Linked DNA regions of Mus musculus: regions 1 and 2 are each linked to region 3. Evidence: chromatin loops called from intact Hi-C (ENCODE). Cell type or tissue: left cerebral cortex. All regions are shown on one strand.

Region 1 (8,000 bases), 49 kb after region 3:
GCCCACACTGGGATATTTCCAAAGGAACCGTGCCTGCTTCATTCTACCAAGATACCTCCTAGAAAATTTTCTCTATGCAGATTCCTGTAGCCACACACAGTTGATCAACCCCAGAAATGGTAGATGAATGCATTTCCAGGCCCCTGAAACCACTTGGCTTGTTTGCTAGTATTTAACCCAGTGTGCTTTTGAGCTCTTTACAGTAAGGAGAGCACACTACTTTGCATCCTCATGTATGTCACACCTCAGATGTTTGTCTATAATGGAGAAGAGGACAGGGCCCTCTTGTGAGTGGTAAGCCATCCCTATTCTACCTGCTCTGTTGGTGGGGGTAGGTATCAAGGACTCTGTTACAGTTGGAACTACAGCACTAGTAATGGGGGACAAAAACTTTAAGAACCTCCATGGGGTGTACGTGGTGGTACATTTCTTTAGTCATAGCACTCAGGAGGCAGAGGCAGGCAGATCTCTGAGTTTGAGGCCAACCAGGTCTATAAAGTAAGTTCCAGGCTAGTCTGATCTACAGAGCTAGTTTCAGGATAGCCAGGACTACACAGAGAAACCCTGTCTTGAAAAACAAACAAACAGAAACCTTTATGGAATCCAGTGCTCAACCTGACACAGACCTGGGCCATCTACACATTTCTGCTTTCCATTGGAAGCCCAGACAGGTTCCTTAGCTGACAATCTACAGAATCAATCACACAGGGCTGGATCACCTTTTGATGAGACAAGGAGTTGTCTGAAAGGAGCTCTATGTATGGCACTGGGAGAAACTAGTTGCTTTCTATGTCAACCAGTCAGGGATAATTAGAGAGAAAATGTAGCTATGGTCAGAAATAACTTTCAGGAAAGAGAAAAGAGATGTCAAGAATCTAACAATTGGTACTAATCTTTGTTGTCCTGCTCCCCCTGGTTAACTGCTCTACTTATAGCCATGGCTGGGGCAGTGATCCTTTCACTTCTAGCGCTCAACATAGGAATGATAAGGACACAATGTATTTACAACTCCTTGCTCCAAGATGAGTCCATGATTTGATTCACGCCCATAAAACCAACACAGAATATAACAGGCCCTGGACTTTAGTAGCCCCTAATACCTGACCATTAATGAAGCACCATTCTGACCTTAAAACCCGGCATGCGGCTTAATCCAACAAAGCCTAGTCTATATCCAGTGTCCAGGAAAGCTCCTCAGTATACTAACCTTGCTTTTCGGCTTCTATAGTTTCACTTCTCACTAACAGTTCTTGCTAACTGAAGTATGTCAACCAGGATGTGTGTGTTTTTTGTTTGTTTTTTTTTTTGTTGTTGTTGTTGCTTTTTGTTTTGCTTGCCTTAAATGCAAAAAATAGTGGGGATACACAACTTGGGCAACTCCTTGTGTAGGCCATCAGCCAGCAAATGCTTTTTATTGGCTTTAATAGTCTGTGAGTCCTCTGAAGAAGTTATCTAAAACCAGTAGGCCTACTTCTTTCCTTTCTTTCCTTTCCTCTCCTTTCCTTTCCTCTCCTCTCCTCTCTCTCCTCTCCTCTCCTCTCCTCTCCTCTCCTCTCCTCTCCTCTCCTCTCCTCTCCTCTCATTTCCTTTCCTTTCCTTTTCTTTTTTTGGTTTTTCGAGACAAGGTTTCTCTGTGTAACCCTGGCTGGAGGCTGGATAAAGTCTCACTCTGTAGCCTAGAGTGGCCCTGAACTACTGATATACTCCTGCCTGTGTCAGCCACAAGTTTTTGGAATTATAGGTGTTAGCCACCATGCCTGGCTTAAAGCAATTTCTTTTGAGTAAACCCCTTCCTTCTTTTCTTCTTTTATTCCTTCCTTTCTTCCTTCTTCCCTCCCTCCCTCCCTCCCGCCCTCCCTCCCTCCCTTCCTTTCTTCTCACTGTGTAGCCTTAATTGGCCTGGAACTTGTTGGGTTGTTTTGTTTGTTTTGTTTTGTTTTTGTTTTTGTTTTTTATTTTTGTTGTTGTTGTTGTTTGAGACAGGGTTTCTCTGTGTAGCCCTGGCTGTCCTTGAACTCAGAAATCTGCCTGCCTCTGCCTCCCAAGTGCTGGGATTAAAGGCATGTGCCACCACTGCCTGGCATTATGTAGATCAGGTTGGCCTCCAACTCTTAGACATCTGCCTGGCTTAGTTACAGCTCTGAACACAAGTGTTTATTAAGGATTATTAAGAGTTATATAATAAGCCGGGAGTGGTGGCACACGCCTTTAATCCCAGTACTTGGGAAGCAGAGGCAGGCAGATTTCTGAGTTCGAGGCTAGCCTGGTCTACAGAATGAGTTCCAGGACAGCCAGGACTATACAGAGAAACCCTTTCTCGAAAAACCAAAAGAAAAAAAAAAAAAAAAAAAAAAAAGAAAGAAAGAAAGAAACTCTGTCTCAAAAAAACAAAAAACAAAAACAAAACAAAAAACAAAACAAACAAAAAAGAGGTATATAATAATAATAGCTATTATTGAAACTGATAACATATGTACTAAAGATTTTCATAATTATTACTTCTTACTTTATCAGAATCTCTACAATATACATACTAATAGCCATTAGGAAACAGACACAGAACGTTAATCTAAGGTCACAAAGCCAGGGAGTAGCCTAGTTAGGCTTTAACTTGGGCAAATGTTTACTGTGTTCTGTTGGGGTGACCTTCCTTACCTTGTATTGAGGTGTGTTTTTGTATTTTTAATTTTGTGCATGCAGAGAGCTAAATGCTGGCAAGATTTGGTATTGTCACTTCTATGGCTCATCACCGCTTTTCTATTTGTAAATGTCCTTTCAATATCTGCACAAAATGTGAAAGTCAGGCAACTCTTGTTGTCTAAAGGCAGTCTAAGAGATGGTCTGGCATTATCTAACCTCTGGTTGGTTATAATAAAGAGCTAACAGACAATAGCTGGGGCAGGAAGTACAGCAGCAGAACTTTCAGACAGAGAGACAAGGGACACAAGCATAGAGGCTGGAGATTCGAGGCAGACATGGGAGAAAAACGAAGGGAGACCAGAGTGAAACAGAAAGCTAAGAAGCTAGTCATGTAGCAGGGATACTGCCAGGAAAGTCAGGTTAGGATAAAAGCTAGCTGAGAGAATGAAAGACCCTGACAGAATGTAAAAGGTCAAAGAAGCCCTGAAATTGGCAAGATAGATGTCATTGATAGAGGCCTGAGCGAGGGACTCCTTTCAGAGCCTTTCAGTCTACCCCAGCATAAGGCCAACAGCTTTAAACTACATAGAAGTCTCCATGTCTTATTTATATTGTAAGCAGTTCCACAAAACTCTGCTGTACTGTCCTGTTGCCTTTCTTCTGGAAGACTGAAGAGAATTAGCTTTAAAGATGCGGCTCTTGCAGAGGACCTGGGTTCCAGACCAATTAGGGCTATATAGTGACATCACATCACAAAAACAAAGGAAAACATAGTGCGACCATGTCTCAAAACAAACAAACAAACAAACAAAACAAAAAACAAAAGGAAAAAAAGAAAAAGAAGGAAAACAGAAAGCCAAGCATGGTAAGTCACACTTGTCATCCTAATACTGAGGAGGTGGAAGCAGAACCGCCATGACTTGGGTTAGCCTGAGCAGAACCGTCATGACCCAGGTTAGCCTGAGCAGAACCGCCATGACCCAGGTTAGCCCAAGCAGAACTGCCATGACCCAGGTTAGCCTGAGCAGAACTGCCATGACCTGGGTTAGCCCAAGCAGAACAGCCAACTGGGGCTGCATATGAGCGCAGAAGATCCTGGCAGTAGAAGAAAAATAAACAAAAAAAGCGCAGGTGGTGGTGGCTCACCCCTTTAATCCCAACGCTTGGAAAGCAGAAATAGGTAGATCTCTCTAAATTCAAGGCCAGCCAGGGATACACAGAAAAATCCTGTCTTGAAAAACCGATGAAGAGAAAAAAAGAGCCATGTAGGCGATCAAAGCTCGGTAGTCTAAAGAAATGAGAAATGCTATAGAGCTACCTAAGGTGAGGGAAGAGTCAGGACATTTTGGGCAGAGAGCCGGTACTGCAAGCCCAGAGGACCAAGGCCTGTTTTATATCATGTACAGAGTAGCTGGACAAGACATTGCACAGCAACACTAGCACGTACATACTGTCCAGCCAAGTATCACTGTCACTATCACTTATCCTGCTCTCAAACTAAAACCGTGCACCAAGATCCCTTTGGCAATAGATCCCCTTCAACAGTGTGAGCAGGTCCAAGTATGAATTATCTATGGCTCCTGATAAACACTGCTGTACACCTTGATTTCAAAAGTTGTTTTGGGAGAGGGGATAGATGGGAGACAGGGTCTTACTATGTGAATCTGACTGTCCTGGAATTCCCTCTGTAGACCATACGGCCTTGAGCTCAGAGTTCAACTGCCTTTGTCACCCAAGTACTGGGATCAAAGGTGTGCACTACCACATCCAGCCTCATTTTTCCTTTTAGTTATGATCACATTTATTGACGTATGATGGAAGTGGAGCCTGCATGTCATCCTTGTTGGTTAAGCGTCAGGGGACAAAAGTACTACGTGGAGAAGCAGGTTCTCGTCTTCCAACGAGGGTTGCAGAGATCCAGCTCAGGTGTCTTACCAACTGAACCATCTCAAAGGCCTAAGATTTGGGTTTTTGAGGTCTCATAGAGACCAGGGTATTCTGAAATCAAGATTTAATTTAAGGGCGGCTCAGTGGTTAAGAGCACTGGCTGCTCTTCCGAAGGTCCCGAGTTCAAATCCCAGCAACCATATGGTGGCTCGCAAACATATGCAATGAGACCTGATGCCCTCTTCTGGTGTGTCTGAAAATAGCTACAGTGTACTTACATGGAATAAATATAAATCTTTTTTTAAAAAAAGAAAGGTTTTAAGATAGCTGGGCAAGCCAGGCGTGGTGAGACACCCCTTTAATCCCATCACTCAGGAGGCAGAGGCAGGTGGATTTCTGAGTTCGAGGCCAGCCTCATCTACAAAGTGAGTTCCAGGACAGCCAGGGCTACACAGAGAAACCCTGTCTCGAAAAACCAAAAACGAAAAAAAAAAAAAAAAAAAAAAAAAAAAAAAAGATAGCTGGGCAAGATGTTTCTGGCCTTTGATCCCTGCACTCTGGATGGCAGAGGCAGACTGATATTTGAGTTTGAGATCAGTCTCTAAAGCCAGATCCATTTAGAAAGTTCCAGAACAGCCAAGGCTTCATAATGAGATCTTGTCTCAAAAAACAAAGACAGTGATAACAATGATGATGAACATAGACTCAAGCATGCTAGACCAAATCACCACTAGACCTACTCCCTAGACTCTGATAAATAACTTACTAATAATATATATAAGAGTTATTCTCCTCCCAACTTCTTTTACATACATCACCGATGGGTGTGGTGGCACACAACTTTAGTCCTGGCACTTGGAAGACTGAGGCAGGCAGATTTTTCTGAGTTTGAGGCCTGTCTGGTCTTGGTGCCAAAAGACAGAAAGAGAAGTAAAAGAGAAAACGGAAAATTAAAAAATGCAAGGAGGTGGTGGCGACACACTCTGATCCCAGTACTGCGCTCCGGAGGCAGAGGCAAGTGGATCTCATTGGATTGCAGGCCAGCCTGGTCTACAGCGCGAGTTCCAGGACAGCCAGGACTATGCAGAGAAATCCTGTCTCAAAACACCAAAAGGAAAGAAAGAGAGAGAAAGACAGAAAGAGAGGGAGAGAGAGATAAACTTTTACTGTTTATCATGAACGCCCCGACTCGTGTGCTTAGGTCAGAGGACAACTAACAGGAATCCTTTTTCCTCTGTGCTCAACCTCGTGGGTCTTAGGAATCGAACTCACATAATTAGGCTTGAAGGCAGGTGCTTTTACCCGCCGATCCATAGCCAGGCTCTCTTTTAGAATCCTAAAAGCCTGCAAACCGGCTCAAGCCTGTCTGGAGCTTCTTCCCCGTGGGTGGGTCTCCTTCCTGTCAGTTGTCCCTCCTCAAAGTCCCCGCCCACCAGGAAGGACATTTCTGGCTCTCTTCGGCACCCGTCCACCCTGCCTCCACGTGACACAAACAGACCGGGCACTTCCGCTTCCCCTCCGCTCTCCCCACTCACTGTCTACTCCCCCCTCGTCCCTGGGTCTCCCGCCCCGTGAGTTAGCGAGCGCCGGGAGGGCGGCGTCGCGGGCGGAGTCGCCCCGGGCTGACCCTTGCGGTCTTCCTTCTGGTCCCCGCAGGTCCCCGCGGAGGCGGAGGCGGGCGCCATGGCGGAGCTGACGGCTCTGGAGAGCCTCATCGAGATGGGCTTTCCCAGGGGACGCGCGTAAGGGAGCCTCCCCCTAGCCGGTGGTGGGAGGCCGCGGGCCTGGCCGGCCTGACTGTCACCATGGCTGGTGGGCGCTATTCACGGTGTTTCTGCCCCCAGGGAGAAGGCTCTGGCCCTCACAGGGAACCAGGGCATCGAGGCTGCGATGGATTGGTGAGCGGGCGACCCGCACGGGTGGCGGGAGTTTGGGAGCCGCTGGGCAAGGTGGCCTCCAGGCTAACCAACCCCTGCCTACTTTCTCCGCGCAGGCTGATGGAGCATGAAGACGACCCCGATGTGGATGAGCCTCTGGAGACTCCCCTCAGCCATGTCCTGGGACGAGAACCCACGCCCTCAGAGCAAGTTGGCCCTGAAGGTCCTGACTGGGAGACATCTTGTGATTCTAGAGACCTTGAAAGGGCCCCGAGAAAATCAGAATGATCTTATTCTAAATACTAATCCTGGTTGCTTGTTTGCAGGCTCTGGGTCTGCTGCTGGAGAAAGCAGACCCATTTTGACTGAAGAGGAGAGACAAGAACAGACCAAGAGGTGACTGGCAAGTTCAGTGTGTGTGTGTGTGTGTGTGTTTTGTTTGGAGTCTGCCTAACTCTTGCCCAGGCTGAACTCCGGATCCTCCTGCCTCCGCCTCCAGAGTGCTGAGATGTGGCCTTCACTGTGCCTTGCATTATTTTTTTGAGACGCAGTCCAGCTGTGTACCTCAGGCTGCGCTGGAACCCCGTATGCGGCCTAGGCTAAATTCGAAGCCACATTCTTCTAGTGCTGGGATTACAGGCCTGGGCCACCATAGCCCAGTGACACACTTTACCAAGGGTCATGGGTCATCTTCCTTCCTCTCAAATACAAACAAGTCTGATCATAGAACCTGACCTTTCCGGTTTTGAGGGTGTGCTGCAAGTCACCAGGAAACATCTCACATAGCTCAGGACTGGTCTCAAACTCCTGTGTGGCTGCAGATTCCCCTGAAATCCCAACTCTCTTGCCTCTCCTTTGCAAATGCAGGGATTATAGATATGCATCACTATGCCCTTTCTTTAAAAACAAAACCAACAACAACAATAAGAAAAACCCACGCTGGGCGTGGTGGTGCACGCCTTTAATCCCAGCACTCGGAGGCAGAGGCAGGCGGATTTCTGAGTTCGAGGCCAGCCTGGTCTACAAGGTGAGCTCCAGGACAGCCAGGGCTAAACAGAAAAACCAAAAAAAAAAAAAAAGAAAGAAAGAAAGAAAAACCCACAAGGGTCTATGCATGATATATTGTGCTCTACCTTTAAACTACACTTTTTTTTTTTTTTTTTTGGCTTTGTTCTGTTTTTTTTTTTTTCTTCAAGCCAAGAGTCTCTATCCCTGACTGTCCTGGAACTGGCTCTGTAGACCAGGCTGGCCTCAAACTTGAGATTTACCTGTCTCTGCCTTCTGAACACTGAGAATAAAGGCGTGCACTGCTACCACCTAGCTTGTCCTCTTTGGTTTTTCAAGATAGGGTTTCTTTGTATAGTCCTGGCTGTCCTGGAACTAACTCTGTAGACCAGGCTGGCCTCGAACTCAGAAATCTGCCTGCCTCTGCCTTCCAAGTGCTGGGATTAAAGGCGTGTGTCACCAGGTCTGGCCCTGCTTGTCCTCTTTATATTACTGTTTTGGTTTTGTTTCCTTTCCTCTGTCTTGGAGCCCGTATTCCCTTATTTTGTTAATTTCTCAGTCTAAACTCACCTTCCCACTCCATGTCCAACT
Region 2 (8,000 bases), 49 kb before region 3:
GGTCTTGCCTCTATTTTGTGACCACTAATGTGGGTGTGTAGATTTGTTTGAGAATCTGCTAACAGTGGTAATCTTCATCTTAGAAATGCCTGTGGACAAAGTTTATATAGGATCCCTGCACGCTCTCCGTGTCTTTTAGCTTTTCTCTATGCTCACAAATCCAGTCTTTCTTCAGTTTCTCATATTACATTCACTTCTTTTCACAGGATGGCCATGAGCTACCCCCTCCAATTTCCTTTGATGTCGAAGCCCCTACAATGTTACCACCCTGCAAGGTCAGAAGTGGGGTTAGAATTAGAACTGTGAGTGGGGAGCATATTGGTCCTGTGATCTTAATTTCTTGTTTGATTTCAGGGAAGCTATTTTGGAACCGAGAACCTAAAGAGTCTGGTCCTGCGCTTCTTGCAGCAGTGAGTATCCCAGGGTCCCATAGTGCTGGGGATAATGACTGGCCTATGCATACTTACTGGTGTGACTCTAACTTTCTTTACAGGTACTATGTAATTTATGACTCAGGAGACCGCCAGGGTCTCCTGTATGCCTACCATGATGGCGCCTGTTGCTCGCTAAGCATTCCTTACAACCCTCAGAATCCTGTCCGGTAAGTGTCACATGTCAGAACCTATCCAGAACCACGGGATTCTGTGGGAGATACAGGCCACTGTTCTGACCACCACATCGTTCCCTCTTATTTTCCAGAAAAAACTTAGCTGAATATGTCAAAGACAGCAGAAATGTGAAGAAGCTTAAAGAACCCAGTAAGTACATTGTGTGAGCAGTCCAAATGGGAAACAGTCAGTAGAGCTAGCCAGTGTAGATGTGCCCTAACCTTGGTTTCTCTTCCTTCTGCTTGTAGCCCAGCGGTTCCGACTCTTAAAGCATACACGTCTTAATGTCGTTGCCTTCCTCAATGAGTTACCCAAAACTCAACATGACGTTAACGCCTTCGTGGTAGATATAAGTGCCCAAACAGTAAGTGCCTGTTCTCTCCTAACAGAAGCCCAGAAGTGGGGTGGATAATGGGCTCAGCATTCACTGCATGAGGCGGCTCAGGCTCTAGTTGGAAACCTCCATTACTTCTGTTGCTTTTTCTCTTTCAGAGCACATTACTGTGTTTTTCTGTCAATGGAGTCTTCAAGGAAGGTAAGAATTTTTAGTTCTGAACCTTTCCCAGTATCTTAGTTTCCCAGCTATCTTCTCATCCCTTTTCTTCTCTGACCGCCTTCCTATTTTGCCCAGTCCATCTTGGTTTGGCCTTAAAACTCTTCCACCTGTCTTATCTGCAGTATGTCTTATCTGCCTGGGGACCATAACAGTGTAGGTTGAGTTAAGAGGTATCCATTTCCATCCCTGTGTTAATTCTCTGGATCTGGGAAAGTTGTACCTTTGAGTCATGCATTCTTTTTTTTCTGTTTTGTTAGATGATTTCATAATACTCTTGCACAGTGATACTTCAGGTAGTGAAATGACTTGAGACACTTTGCCAGGCCATAGGCTAACACTTTCTAAGTTGTTTCACTTCCTAGAGCACACAGCAAGTTCTGTTACCATCCCCCCTGCCCTGATATGTCCCTTTCTCCTACCTCTGTTCCCTTATGACCAAGTAACCAACTGGCCAAGTTAGGGTTCTTTGTATCAAATACCATGATGTAAATGATGATTGTGAAGATGGAGCTTGAGTGACTATAAGGAGCCATTGCTCATTCTCATTGCAGTGGATGGGAAGTCTCGAGATTCTTTACGTGCTTTCACAAGAACGTTCATTGCTGTTCCTGCCAGCAATTCAGGGTACGTACTCAACTTATCAGTTTGGGTACTATTTTCAGTGCCAGGAAAGCAATATGATAGTTGGAAGGTAAAGATATTCCTCAGGTAGTTTTGGAAATTGCAGAAAAGCAATAGAAGTGTATTAAGTAACTAACAACTATCAGTATGTTAGAGAGTGAGTATATAATTCTAGTGTGTTTGTAAGATAATCCTAAACGCCTCGTCTATAGTCAAGGATAAATGAGAAAAGGTAACTTGAGAGGGGCATGTGGATATTAAACAGATCTGCAAACAGAGACAGTGTAGAAAGGTGAGGTTATTTGTCCATTTATTTAAGATTTTTTTTTTTTTGTCTCCAAGGCTATGTATTGTAAATGATGAATTATTTGTGCGGAATGCCAGCCCTGAAGAAATCCAAAGAGCCTTCGCCATGTCTGCACCCACACCTTCCTCCAGTCCAGTACCCACGCTTTCCCCAGAACAGCAGGAAATGTTGCAAGCATTTTCTACCCAGTCTGGCATGAACCTTGAGTGGTCTCAGAAGTGAGTGCTGATCATAGATAGGAGGAACAAGGGGATGGCCTGACAGTGAATTATATAGTGCTTTGATAAAAAGATTCCTACTAAGAATTCTGCATAGGTTATTTTTAAATATTTAAAGCACAAATGAAGATTTGGTTTTCTGTCCCCTTCCTAGCTACCTGTGGCTCCCCTCTTCCCCAATTGGAATTACAGATTAGACCTAGACTTCACATATGCTGCACAGTCGCTGCCACTGAGCCCTTTTCAAACACGGTCTTACTATGTACTCTTGTCTGGCCTTGAAGGCATTAAAGGCATGAGCCAGCAGACCTGGCTGCCAAGTTTTGTTGTTGGTTGGTTGGGTTTTTTTTGAGACAGTTTCTCTGTTTTCCCTGGCTGTCCTGGAACTCACTTTGTAAACCAGGCTGGCCTCGAACTCAGAGATCCGCCTGCCGGGATTAAAGGTGTGTGCCACCACGCCATCTTTGGCTTTTGTTTGTTTTGTTTTTTGTTTTTTCGAGACAGGGTTTCTCTGTATAGCTCTGGCTGTCCTGGAACTCACTCTGTAGACCAGGCTGGCCTCGAACTCAGAAATCCCCCTGCCTCTGCCTCCCGAGTGCTGGGATTAAAGGCATGTGCCACCACACCCGGCTCAACTCCTTACCAAGTCCTAGATTCCAGTGAGCCTGAGCATTCCAAGGGAGCTAGAACTATAGGTGCATACCTAGTACCAAAGTCTTTTTATATATGGTTCTATATTTGAGTCAGGGTCTCACTTGTGCCTTCGCTGCTTGGAAGTCACTTTGTAGTCCAGGTTTACCTCAAACAGATACCTCCCTGCTTCAGCTTCTCCAGAGTGATAGGATTAAAAGCCTTGCCCAGCTGGAACATAGTTTTTAAACCGTGTAAATCCTTCCCTACCAGTGTAAAACTACACGTTGGTTGTTTTTGGTAAACATTTTATGTTTCATTTGTACAAGTGGTGTGACCCTGTGTAAACTTAATGAAAAACATTGGTGACTTTTTCTATAGGTTGGATTTTGGTGACTGACTGCATTTTGGTTCTTATGTGGCTTCCTATTTTAATCATACTCTAGGTGCCTTCAAGACAATAACTGGGACTACACCAGATCTGCTCAGGCCTTCACTCTTCTCAAGGTAAAGTATGGGAATTTTTTTTATTGCTAAAAATGGATCTCTTGAGCCTTTAACAAGGGTCAGATGAAGGCTGGGTGTGGTGATACTTGCCTTTTAATCCAGCATTTGGGAGGAAGGAGGGAGCCAGATCTCTGAGTTTGAGGCTAGCCTGGTCTACATAGAGAATGCCAGGACAGCCAGGGAGTCTACAGTAGCTGGGCAGGGAAGGTGGGAGAGAGGTGCCTGGTTCTACTTACATTTTATCTTTCTGCAGGCCAAGGGAGAGATTCCAGAAGTAGCGTTTATGAAATGATCACAAGAAAAGTCCCCTTGTAAATAGCCCCTGGATAATATTGTCTGGCTGTCATCTGCCGTCTCCTGTCCAGCCCGAGGCCACCCTGTAACTGTGACTGAGGAGGAAGGGCTGCTTCATCCTCCTCACCTACCTTCTGGAAGACTTAGAGAAGACTTCCGGAAGATTGAGCCTCATGGTGCCAGGAAGCCAAAGCTTACTTTGTAGAGCTGACACTAAACTACCCGAAGGACTTAGGTGCTCTGTGTACTTAACCCCAGGATTCCCTTTACTTTTTAAGATAAAGAGTGATATTGTAGTTTGTGTCCCATTACTGGCTTGTTTCCCTCAATGCAGGAGGGGTGGGCAAGTTCGCCGTGATAGGAAGTCCCGCCCCGGAGACGGAAGTGCGCCGCCATGGTGGCGTCTGTGCCGCTGCGGAATGTCAGCCACCTTTTGTCTGTGCTGCGGTCCCAAAATGTGCCCCGGTATTTGCAAAATGGCGTCCCACGGGATGTGCTGCTCTTCCGGCACGAGCGGGGCCGCTTCTTTGCCATCCTTGGACTGTTTTGTGCGGGTCAGGGCATCTTCTGGACCTCCCTGGCTGTTGCAGCCTTGTCCAGACCTCTGAGCCGAGTACCTGCGGAGGCTCCGAACCGGAGCTACCAGGACCTGCGCTCCGCACTCTGGCGCTACGGGCTGGCTGTTGGTTGCGGCACGATGGGTAAGCGCTTGGGCTCCAGATTGCTGTGGGGCTGTGAGCACAACGCTCACTTAGCAAAAAGGGGCTTCCAAAAAAGTAAGTGGGACACACGATATGGGTGCGGTGTAATAAAGTCCCTGAATGCCTTGCACCCTCACCCTGCATACAGTAGGCCAAGATCTGCCCCTCATACTAGCCACGAGCAGGTTTTTGAAGCCACAAATGCATTTTCTCCGTTTAACAATAGAGCTGGCTATCTATAAAAATGTCGATGGGGTGGGGGACGTGGCTCAGTTTGGTTTCTAAGACTGCTTGCCTAGTATGCATGAGGTCTAGGGTTTAGAACCCAACACTGCCTAACATATATGATGGCATCCAGATGTAATCTGGATTTGGACAGAAGATCACAAATTAAAAGTTATTGAACATATAGCAAGCTTGCAGCCAGCATGGAATAATAGACCCTGTCTGTTTTTTCAAGACACGGTTTCTCAGCTCTGGCTGCCCTGGAACTCACTCTGTAGACCAGGCTGGGTCAGAGATTCAACTGTTTCTGCCTCCCTAGTGATTGCGTGCACCACCACTGCCTAGCTACCTTTCTTAAAAAAAAAAAAAAAAAAAAGGATTTAGGAACCTTTTAGAGTTTTAGAGTGTAATTGCTCAAAACTGTTACTTCCATTACAGTAATTTGACTCTAAGGGGTGGGGGTGGGGGTGTCTGTATAACCTTTTACCCCACTTTGCCTCCCTGCAGGAGTCTTGGTCCTTGGTGCTGGTCTCCTCTACTCACTCCGATCTGTGCGGTCTGTCATGCTCCTTGCAGGAGGGCAGCAGGTGACATTGACCACCTATGCCCCCTTTGGCTTGGGTACCTGTTTCACAGTTCCCTTGAACCAGATTTCCTGCATGGCTCACAGAGGTGAAGTTCCTGCTATGCTGCCTCTGAAAGTCAAAGGCCGGCGCTTCTACTTCCTTTTGGACAAAGCTGGACACTTTCCCAACACTCAACTCTTTGATAACACTGTGGGTGCCTACCGGAGCCTGTGAAAAATGGCTTACCCTTCTCAGACGATGCAAAACCCTTAGGGATGAGGAGACTACCAGGACAATAAAAAGGTGCCCAGAATTCACTAACAGCCAATAAATCTCTTCCAAAAGGCTTGATACATGCCTACTTAAGCCATCATTCTGTCCTCTCTCTCATCTATTTAACATCAAGAAATCCATGCCATGATGAAGAAAAGTAATATATTATTTTGGTACAAAAAAGTTTAAGGAGAAAACTGAGGTTTCTAATATAAACAGGGCTGTACAGAGACAAGAGGATTAAAAGCACTGGGGCATGGAGGTTCTGGTTGTAGAAAGCACTTGAGTATTCTTCAGGAGTGAGACTGGTGGTGCCCAACAAGAGCATCTGTCTCAGAGCTCCACTCTTGGTCACCCCTCTCTTGGGGCTGGTATGATGTGGCTTTAAACTTGCACTGCATGGCCTGGAGCAGCAAAGCCAGACACCACAATATCAGATTCACCCAAGAAGAGGTCTGTGAAAGAGAACAGGAGTATGAGGTGGGAAGCCGGCTCCAATCCAGTCCTACCCACACAACATTGATCAGACTAAGGTGACAAGCCCCATAGCTACTTTGAGCTTGTGAATGAAGTACAGCCAAGCACATATTACATGGTGAACACGCTTAAGCTACAGTTGCTTAATCTTAGCGTATCCCTGTGTCTCACTTCAGCAGTATGTAGGTTGGAGTAAAACTGCACAGCAGTTCCTGAAGGTGTCCATGAGGTTTTCTGGGCTTCAGAGCAGCTGTGAAACAAGGTTAAAGAAACAAGTTGTGAGAAGGGGCGGGGAGGAGACGGACATGCTCTAAGCACATCTGTGTCCTCAGAGATAAGGGCCAGAGGAAGGGGATAAAGTAGGAACTTAAATGACTGACATGTCCCCTACAGAAGGACAGTCCCTGTCAGGCTTCCCTCCCTCTCCCGTTACCTAATTGTAAGGTTCAAGGAGATGATGGAATTGCAGAAAGAATTGGTGCCAAATCGAAGTATACAGGCAGACACTAAGATCAGGAAGATGGCTGTAGCTGAGATGGCCAAAGCAATTCGGAGCCCTATAGAACCTCTGAGAAAGAGAAAACAAGCTTGGTGGCCGAGGTGGGACTCATCTCAACCTCGGCCCTTTGTCATCAGTAGGGCAATCACCTGTGGGAGTCTTCGATGCAGCTGCTGTAGACCCAGAAGAAGAGAAGCAGAAGGCAGTAGAGTGCCAAGATGCCTGAAGCCCCAGCCACGAAGTAGCAGAGGGAAGGGGCTGAGGGACCTAACAAGGCCAGAGAGGAGCCATTGAGTGCAGCCACACCATACAAGGGACAGTTACCACCAAAGGAGCCCTGTGGAGAGAAGCTGTTAAGTCCATTTCAGTTCAGTACCCGAGATGTAGGTTTCTGTCATATGTAAGGACTAGTTCACAAGTTGAGATGAACGGGGAGACTGATGGATCTGCTGGGAACAAAATCTCAGGGCCCAGAAGGATCCGAATTCAAAAGGCTATAAATATAAGGAACCTAAGGGAAATCACAAGTTTGCCCTTCTCTGTGAGTAGGAGTTCTAAGTAAACGCTGACTTTGTGTGTCCCTTAACAATAAACTCTACTAATCTGTAAAAGTAGGTGTTTTAGACTCCTATAGTGATTCAAAGTATTCTATCACCAAAACTACCCAGCAGTAGGCAAGACTCAAATGTACACAGTTGTATGTTTCCTCACTTCACATACTTTGTTAACAATCACGATTTCTCTGCTACACTGTTTTTTTTTTTTTTCCACAAATGTTCCTATTACTGGGTGGATGCAGAGACGGCCTGTGTGTCTCAAAACCCTAGTAGCTTATGAAGCTCGACTGGAAGCTTGTCCAGTTCCTCTGGAGAGGAAACAACTTTGGAACGTTCTAACCCCAGGTCCAGTGTAGTCACCCTGTCCAACCCCCTACGCAAGCCTGCTGGACCCCAAGGCCAGCCCGCCCCCGCAGCCGCACCTGGGTCCGGGTCAGCGTCGCGGCCGCCAAAGCCCCGCACAGGAAGGCGGCAGTGAAGAGCAAGAGCTCAACTCGCTGCAACCAGGGCAGCGCCATGGCGCCCAGGCTACCAGGAAGACAACCACCCAAGCCCCGCCCACGAGCATAGACACGTCACTTCCGGGTGTGGCTTTATTCTCCGAGGCGCCGCAACCTCACAGCGGCAGGTACAGCGAGTAGTCGGAGAGCGCCCAGCGGCGGGCCGGGCGGCCGGTACGGCCGATCATGGGCAGCTTCTGCACGTAGCGGGACGCGGGGCTGGGCCCATATGGGGCAGGAAAGGCAGTTTGAAAGAGGCGCCCGCGGCAGCGCCGCCCGGCCTGACGCCCTGCGATTATAAACCGGAAGTGTGGGGCGCCACGGGGCGCGAAGCGGCTCTTCTGGAAGACGTCTCGCGTTCCCGCGCCGGGGCCCTGCTGACGAGGAGCACCCCGCGCCCGGTGTACGCGCGGTAGCGGCCTGCTCTCCGAGGCGGCGGTGGCGGTGGCGAGAGTCCCACC
Region 3 (8,000 bases):
CACTGCTCAGCTCATGGCCTTCATTTATTAACTAAAGCTCAAGTGTCTCTATAGCCGAGCGCTGGGATTAAAGGCGTGCGCCACCACACCCAGCTCATAATTATTTTTTAAAAGTAAAAAAAGTAAGGAAAAGACTTTCTATTTTACAGCTATCAGAATTAAGTATAATTAAAAATATAAGGGGCTGGTGAGATGGCTCAGTGGGTAAGAGCACCCGACTGCTCTTCTGAAGGTCTGGAGTTCAAATCACAGCAACCACATGGTGGTTCACAAACATCTGTAATGAGATCTGACTCCTTCTTCTGGAGTGTTTGAAGACAGCTACAGTGTACTTACATATAATAAATAAATAAATCTTTAAAAAAAAATAAAAAAATAAAACATAACTAAATCATGTTCAGGTGGCAGAGATTCAGGTAGAATGAAGCCATTAACAAGCCTTCACTATGCTTGCATCCCTGCTATAACACCCCTACTAAGCAGGCTTTATTTACATGGGGTATTCTCCACAGGTCAATTAATCCAGCACTTTAGCTTCAAAATTTCAACTGGTAAGTACTTACCAAGCACTGATTATGATCAGACACTAAACCAGGAGCAAAGAGTAGAGAGAACAAGGCAAGCATCTAGATGATTTTACACATACACACACCCTCTTGAGTGTTTTGCCGCTATTTATGTACGTGAACCATGTGTGTGCCTAGTGCCTGAGGTGGTAAGAAGGGAGGGCAGTGTCATATCCCTTGAGACTGGAGTTACAGATGGTTGTAAATCATCATGTGGGTGCTGGGAATTGAACTCTGATCCTCTGCTAGAGCAGCCAGAGTTCCTAACTACTGGGCCATCTCTCTAAACTTGTTTAGTCTAAATAAGAAAGTGCTCCACCTCCAGGCTTGATTGGACATCTCATCATGTGCCAAAACAGATTTCACGAGAAATATCTTTGAGTAATGCTAGCCATCAGGGGTGGGGGTGTTGGTTGAGGTGGGAAATCCCTCTCACAGAGGTTAGAAGGGAGAGGTCTTTGAGCTTAAGAGAGGAGGGAGCTGATTTAACAGCTTAGGAGGACACTGGCTAAGACACAACACACTCAATCCTATTGTGCCGCTCTAGCTTCGGGCCCCAGCTTTGAGGCAGGATTTTACCAGCTTAGGGAAAGCACTCTAGGATGGAAGGCTTCACTGATCTCTACTGAGGAGCAACTGAGTTCAAGCAAGGATTAAATTCTGCCAGGGCACCACAAAGTGGAAAGCATACACAAGCAAATGAAATTTTAAATATACTTTGAAGAAAATCAAACTGCTAGAGAAAAAGTGAAGTTAAACTGTTGCTTAGTGACTGAAGGCTTCTCTAAGAAAGGTGATCTTTGGCAAATTCCTTAGTGCATTTTCTGTTTTTTAAAGGGCACAGAATCTTGCAAGAAGCATTTAAGCTCTGGGAATTAAGGCTGTTTGGGTATAATTTTAAATCTACTCATTACTAGATATGATTTCATTAGACTAAACTGAAAGAACTGTTATGACAGTTACATAGATCAATGTGTAGTGACCTAAATACCTGACATTCTACGTCATAAATGTCACATCTATGAATCCTATGTAACCATCCCTTAAACGAAACATCCCCAGGACTATGACTATCTCCATTTTTCAATTTATTTTTTTTTGTTTTGTTTTGTTTTTTATTTTGTTTGTTTTTTTGAGACAGGGTTTCTCTGTGTAGCCTTGGCTGTCCTGGAACTCACTTTGTAGACCAGGCTGGCCTCGAACTCAGAAATCCGCCTGCCTCTGCCTCCCAAGTGCTGGGATTAAAGGCTTGCGCCACCACGACGGGATACAGTTAATTCTTACTTGTTTGAATTAGGGTATTAGCACACATCACAGGCTAGTCTGGCTCTCAAACTTGAAGCCATTTTTCTACTTGGACTTCTCCAGTGCTGCAATTACAGGTGTTAGCATCATTCTTCGAAATAAACCCATTCTAGGTCCACCAAATCAAGATATCTGGGCTTTAGAGCCCAGGAAGTAGTTTCAGGTGAGGTTTGTGAAATCCCGCTTGCTTTTAGAATACTCTACAAATTGGAAACAGGTTTCAATCGACTGCTAAATAGCCAGGTGGCAGTGAAAAAGAACATCTTCCAATGTTCACAGGGCTTGATGATTCTATCTTTTTTGTTTGTTTTGCTTTTTGATACAGGGTTTCTCTGTGTAGCCCTGACTGTCCTGGAACTCACTCTGTATTTGAACTGCCTCTACCTCCTGAGTAGTGGGATTAAAGTCATGCTCCACCACTGCCCGGCCCTGCGGTCTTGATTCTCTGCCCACGCTCGTCCCATACTTACCAGCTAGGTTGTTGTAGCAGTGGGTCTGGATGGTGTGCAGTATGTTTTCTTGCTCCGGTGTGAGAGCTGGGCCCTGAGGTCCCAGACTAGAAAGAGGGGAAGGCAGACTTGGGTCCAGACCCCGCAGCTGAAGAAGAGCTCGATGGTACCTACTCACAGCATCTCGGTACTTTCCTTCCCGGTAGCGCTGGTTTCCTTCCTCCTTGTATACCTGAGCCTCCTGAAGGCGCTTCTCCATGACTGTTGGAACTGTTAAATGAAAGAGAAACTGAAGCAGTAGAATGGGATCAAAATAAATGATTAGAGCATCGATTTCGTAAGCAAGAAGCTCGCAGGGATGTGGGTTTTGCTGTTTTTACTAGTCCCATCTATTCTCCTGTGCTAGTTTTCAGTTTCCAGAAGTACCGCAAACTAAAAAAAGGAATGATGTGAGGATAGTGAGGCCATTGACCAAATGAGTTCCATTAGAAGAGATCCCGGCGTGATTACAGACACTAGGGAAATCCAAAGGCCCGACTAAACGTTCCAAGTGTGTGACCGCCCGCAAAATTCGTTTCCTTCTTTCTCTGAGGCACACCCCCTGACCTGGAAGAAGATGGAGTAGGCGGGAACAAGTGAAACAAGTCAAAAAGGCTTCGCTCCTTTCCAATCTCTTTATTTGTCCTTATCCAACAAACATTTGTTGATGGTTCTGCTGTTAATTGAGGAACCGAAGTGAGTGAGGCCTGAGTCTCCAGTCCACAAGTGAGGCACAAGAGGCCGGAAGCATTGTGCCCAACAACCGCACCACAGCGGAGGCCCAAGCCGGAAGACTCCTCCAGGAATTCGGTTTAAGTTGCAGGAGCACAGAGAGGAAGAGACCAGACCTGCCAGCAGTTTAGCCTCTAACGGGGCACGCGCATTGCGTCATGCCACCCAATCAGAAAGGAGTCTAGAAAAGTAATCCCGCAGAACCGGCCCCGCCTCCCCAGCGGACCAACCCGGAAAAAAAAAATTCCCGGCCACTTCTCCAATAGGAAAAAAAGCCGCACGATATCGGAGGACCAATCAGAGCAACAGACTACGATTCAAGCTGGCCAACGAGAGAAGGAAGGGGTGGGGTTGGCGCCTCTGTTGCTGGGTAGATGTTTAAGCACAGAAAGAGGTCCCGGCATTGCTCTCTCCCTCTCTCTCTCTCCCTTGATGCTGGAAAGGCCTTTCCCTCCTGGCTACGAAAACCCTGCACCACCCATCCTTCCAGCTTGGCTTCGGTTACTAGTCTCAGAAGTTACAGTCAAAGAATAAGCAAGAGAGGACATCGAGTAAGCCCTAGGGTGCTCCGGTAATTGGGAGCGGGCAGGAAGTAAGAGACCTGAGATGGGCGGGACTCCGGCGCGACTGCGCAGAGCCTACGACTGAAGTACGGAAAGAGGAGCGCGCTCACGCTTCCGTGCTACGAGGCACTTGAGCCGCAGCCAGCCTTGCCCGACTCAGGCCCCTGTGCGGCTGCGCGGTTAGGCCGCTTGCGCTGATTGGCCCGGATCTCTGAGAGGAGGGAGGGGAAGTGAGGGAACTCCGTCGTCCTCGGCGCGCACTCCCCCGCGGTCGAGTACAGAGTGTGTCGGAAGCTGCTCCTCGCCGTCTTGTTTTGCGCTCAGTGAGCCGAAAGGGGCAGGGCAGGAGGAAGGCGACATAAACACGCCGCGAAGACAGCGCGGCCTCTGCCTCTGTGTGCGTGCGCTTGCTAGCGCGGGCTCAGTGCTGGCGCGGGAGGCGGAGGCGGGCGGCGGCGGCGCCTGCGCGGTCGGGCTCGGTCGACAGTTCGCAGGGGAGGAGGCGGCGGGAGGCGGAGGAGGCGACGGCGGCGATGGAGGTGAAGCGGCTGAAAGTGACCGAGCTGCGGTCGGAGCTTCAGCGGCGGGGCCTGGATTCGCGCGGCCTCAAAATGGATCTGGCGCAGCGTCTTCAGGAGGCACTGGATGCTGAGATGCTGGAGGACGAGGCCGGCGTTGGTGGGGCCGGGCCCGGTGGGGCCTGCAAGGCGGAGCCTCGGCCTGTGGCCGCGTCGGGCGGAGGCCCGGGCGGGGACGAGGAGGAGGAGGACGACGACGAGGAGGAGGACGAGGAGGCGCTGCTTGAGGACGAAGACGAGGAACCACCACCTGCTCAGGCTTTGGGCCAGGCCGCGCAGCCGCCTCCGGAGCCCCCGGAGACGTCAGCCATGGAGGCCGAGTCCGAAGCTTCCGACACACCGGCGGAGGCCACGGCTGGGTCAGGTGGGGTAAATGGTGGCGAAGAGCATGACAACGGCAAGGGGGAGGAAGACGGGCCGGAGGAACGGAGCGGAGACGAGACTCCGGGATCCGAGGCACCGGGTGACAAGGCCGTAGAGGAACAAGGTGAGGAACTGGCAGCCAAGCCGGGCTTCAACCTGCCGGGTGCGTCTCCGATCCAGCACCCCACCCTGCACCGCGCTATCTGATTCCTTGTTTCCACTTGCCCGAAAGTGCACTGTTCTAGTGGCTTTTTGATGAGATTCTCCTGGGAAGGTGGCTTTCATCCGCTGTCCATCTTTTTGAAGGTTTGGGCGTCTTGTCTTTACACTGTTTGCAGGAGGGAGGTTCCTGCCTAACGTGGTTCCTTGGTGTTAGTGGATGGAAGTGTGTGTGTGTGTGTGTGTGTGTGTGTGTGTGGCTTTCGAGCTACCTGTGGATCAGTCTTCTGGTGCCCACCCCTCTTTAGCAGAATACCTTTAGCCGCAAATATGCTGAAAAATTGGCGCTCTCCCGAGACCAGTTGGAAGCTAAGGCCTGACAGTTCGTTCCTTACCTTAAAAATGTTAAGCAAAAAACAGTCCGTGAAATGCTGCTCTGTCAAACCCAAGTTAGTCTTCAAAGAGACTCTGGATATTTAACCTTGCTCCTTCCTGCTTAAGCCGTCGGAGACAGTGTGTGAGCCTTTTGGGTTTAATCATTAACTAGCAAAGAGAAACTTAGTCTAGTAACATTTTAGTAGAATGTTAGTTACTTGACTGGGGCTTTTTACTTTGTCCCTGTTGTGTTTATATTTTAAGTCTCCTGTCCAGGCTGTAAATAAGCATATTTATAGACTTATTCTACACTGGTGCCCTTAAGGCTCCTAACTAACTGAGCTGAAATGATTTAGGGGTTCTAGTGGAGTAACCTTGTGGTAGGTTTGTGGAAACTTCCCCCAGGAGTTAACGACTTTCTCCTTTTGAAATGCTTGCATGGTTAGAGCTAACCTATAGTGACTGTCAGGAGGGAGAGCTGCTTCTAAGTTTTACTTCCAAGTAGGTTTTTTTGCCTTAGAGTTTTTTGTACTGTTTCGTTGTTTCTTGGTTTTTGTTCTGGATCTTAGTGTTATAAAATTGGAATCTATTTTACAATGATTGTATGCAAAGTATAGTGTTCGGGGTTTTTGTTGTGTCCGATGTCCTGGGACTGAGGTCCTATTACATAACCCTTAATTTGTGTTATCCCAAATAGCAGATCAAAAGCATTAAAGAATAAGGGAGTGTTTTAAAGGAATTGTTGAAAACACTTAAGCCTTCAAAACATGAAAGCCTAAGGAAAAATTCCATGTGTTACTCCGTGTAAAGAATGTTACTGCCAGGTTTGGTGTCACTGGCCTTCAGTCCCAGCACTTGAAGGCAGAGGCAGGCAGATCTCTGTGTTTGAGGCCAGTCTGATCTAAATAGTGAGTTTTAGGACAAGCAGAACTACATAGTGAGACCCTGTCTAGAAACAACAACAAAAGAATGTTACTTAATATATAACACCACCTTCCTGCCCCAAATTTCATGCAGTAAAGATGCAGTGTTATTTATGGTTTGCTTGTGACCTAAGAATTTCTCTGGTAACTTTCAAGTTCCTGTTAAAAATACACCTGCCACTGTAAGACTGTGCATTTTAATGCAGAAAAGGTAGTCTCTTAAAGAAAATGTGAGATTTCTGTGTCAAGTAACTGCTGAAAAGTGCTAGAAAATAGTCATTAAGTACTTGACATAACTCCAGATCTGATGAGAATTGAAATTCACCTGTGAAGGTTTTTAAAAGACTTAAGGGATGCTTTTCTGTCATATCAGTGGGGAGATGTGCCAGGTTGGCTTGATTGAAGTAGATAAATTTAGAATGGGAAAATTGACCAATTTAATAAGCCCATAGTGGTTTCCATCCCAACCTACCCCCACCCCCCGCCCATCTTAATCAGTGATTTTGAAATTTGGAAATAAAACATGGATATAATAGGAACACTTTGTCTCAATCAGATACCCTCAGTTTCCTAAATTTTACTTAGATTCTCTTAGTTCTGAGCTCATTGTACGCTCCAGTATAAAAACTACTGATTTTCTTTCCCTCCCTTTTGTAGGAGATGACCAAGATAGTGAAAAGTCAAAACCAGCAGGCTCAGATGGTGAGCGGCGGGGGGTAAAGAGACAGCGGGATGAGAAGGATGAACATGGCCGAGCTTACTATGAATTCCGAGAGGAGGCTTACCACAGCCGGTGAGGGAAACACTCCCTTGATGGGAGTGTCTGCTCTGCTTTTGGTATTCCTATTGTTGATTGCAGTGTGGAAGGAGGGGTGGATTGAAAACTGGACTAGGTCCTTATAGGCATAAGTTTTAGAGTAAATCTATGATGGAAACTCGTATTCCCTTTTCTCATTGACTGAAAGAAGCTGTCTGCTGGAACTTGGTAATTCACCAATAGTTTAAAATGGACAGTGCCACACAAATACCTCACAGACAAAGAAGGTAGCTTTGGTTATGTTGCATTTGCTTTCCTGCCTGTAGCTCAAAGTCCCCACCACCTCCAGAAGAAGAAGCAAAAGATGAAGAGGAGGACCAGACGCTTGTGAACCTGGACACGTGTATGTATAAAGATTGCTTTGTGTTTTCAGATAGGGCTTTGTTGTGTATTTCAGGCTGGATTCCACCTTGTGATCCTCCTGCATTATTAGCCTCTGGACTATCTAAAAGTGACTTTTGAGAGTAAAATGTCGTGGTGTGGGTACCTGGACAGTGTTTGTATTTGTTGGCTCAGCACTTCTTGGTGTTGAGCGTTGCAGTAAGCCAGTTGCATCTTCTTAACAGATACCTCGGATCTCCATTTTCAAATAAGCAAAGACCGATATGGAGGCCAGCCGCTCTTCTCAGAAAAGTTCCCTACCCTTTGGTCTGGGGCAAGAAGTACTTATGGAGTAACAAAGGGAAAAGTATGCTTTGAAGCCAAGGTAAGTCATTCTTAAAGCGTTTATTAATTTAAACTGTGTATTAGACTCCTACCCACCATTTCATTAGTGCAGAAAGGTCAGCCTGCTTGAACATACCCTTAACACTGAACAACAAATTGACTCTTACAACTTTGTTTTGTTGTTTGGTTTTTGTTTGTTTGTTTTTTGTTTTTCGAGACAGGGTTTCTCTGTGTAGCCCTGGCTGTCCTGGAACTCACTCTGTAGACCAGGCTGGCCTCGAACTCAGAGATCCACCTGGCTCTGCCTCCTAAGTGCTGGAATTAAAGGTATGCACCACCATGCCCGGCTTGTTGTTTGTTTGTTTGTTTTATGTGCTGGTATGATTGATCTTAGTGCCTTGTACATATTGGGCACTGTATCTCTGAGCTATAGTCCCAGGCCCACAAACTTTGATTTAGGTTTAG

Evidence for each region. Peaks named below come from ENCODE experiments on the same cell type or tissue, not always from the same donor. Only the 100,000 strongest peaks of a DNase experiment are listed, where the experiment ranks them.
Region 1: a loop joins it to region 3, with 6 times the contacts of the local background. A loop is called at or near these places in 2 of 42 quality-filtered maps.
Region 2: a loop joins it to region 3, with 2.1 times the contacts of the local background. A loop is called at or near these places in 9 of 42 quality-filtered maps.

Annotation. Positions count from the first base shown.
Region 1 is chr19:8,865,488-8,873,487 of GRCm38, forward strand. Ubxn1 (UBX domain protein 1) reads left to right here and starts at 6,061. Exons shown (of 9, transcript NM_001362044.1): 1 at 6,061-6,269; 2 at 6,372-6,425; 3 at 6,521-6,627; 4 at 6,731-6,800. The coding sequence starts at 6,211. In left cerebral cortex, a CTCF peak has its summit at 4,779 (motif pointing left); DNase peaks (open chromatin) are centred at 5,567 and 5,993; H3K4me3 peaks cover 1,925 bases; H3K27ac peaks cover 1,257 bases.
Region 2 is chr19:8,766,874-8,774,873 of GRCm38, forward strand. It overlaps Nxf1 (nuclear RNA export factor 1), which reads left to right. Exons shown (of 21, transcript NM_016813.2): 12 at 207-275; 13 at 355-410; 14 at 494-601; 15 at 700-758; 16 at 857-972; 17 at 1,101-1,143; 18 at 1,716-1,788; 19 at 2,128-2,310; 20 at 3,387-3,447; 21 at 3,701-4,037. The coding sequence ends at 3,739. It overlaps Tmem223 (transmembrane protein 223), which reads left to right and starts at 4,123. Exons shown (of 2, transcript NM_025791.1): 1 at 4,123-4,442; 2 at 5,175-5,602. The coding sequence starts at 4,136. The coding sequence ends at 5,467. Tmem179b (transmembrane protein 179B) reads right to left here and starts at 7,594. Exons shown (of 5, transcript NM_026325.3): 1 at 7,462-7,594; 2 at 6,632-6,819; 3 at 6,417-6,551; 4 at 6,155-6,233; 5 at 5,649-5,961. The coding sequence starts at 7,557. The coding sequence ends at 5,800. Taf6l (TATA-box binding protein associated factor 6 like) reads right to left here. Exons shown (of 12, transcript NM_146092.2): 12 at 7,481-8,000. The coding sequence ends at 7,656. It also overlaps the pseudogene Gm2518. In left cerebral cortex, CTCF peaks have their summits at 4,123 and 7,839; DNase peaks (open chromatin) are centred at 4,159 and 7,655; H3K4me3 peaks cover 2,897 bases; H3K27ac peaks cover 2,544 bases.
Region 3 is chr19:8,816,095-8,824,094 of GRCm38, forward strand. It overlaps Ttc9c (tetratricopeptide repeat domain 9C), which reads right to left and starts at 3,200. Exons shown (of 4, transcript NM_027412.3): 1 at 2,927-3,200; 2 at 2,342-2,590. The coding sequence starts at 2,579. It overlaps Hnrnpul2 (heterogeneous nuclear ribonucleoprotein U-like 2), which reads left to right and starts at 3,307. Exons shown (of 14, transcript NM_001081196.1): 1 at 3,307-4,719; 2 at 6,710-6,845; 3 at 7,136-7,212; 4 at 7,436-7,575. The coding sequence starts at 4,188. In left cerebral cortex, no CTCF peak of the experiment used is centred here; DNase peaks (open chromatin) are centred at 3,319 and 3,805; H3K4me3 peaks cover 5,492 bases; H3K27ac peaks cover 2,753 bases.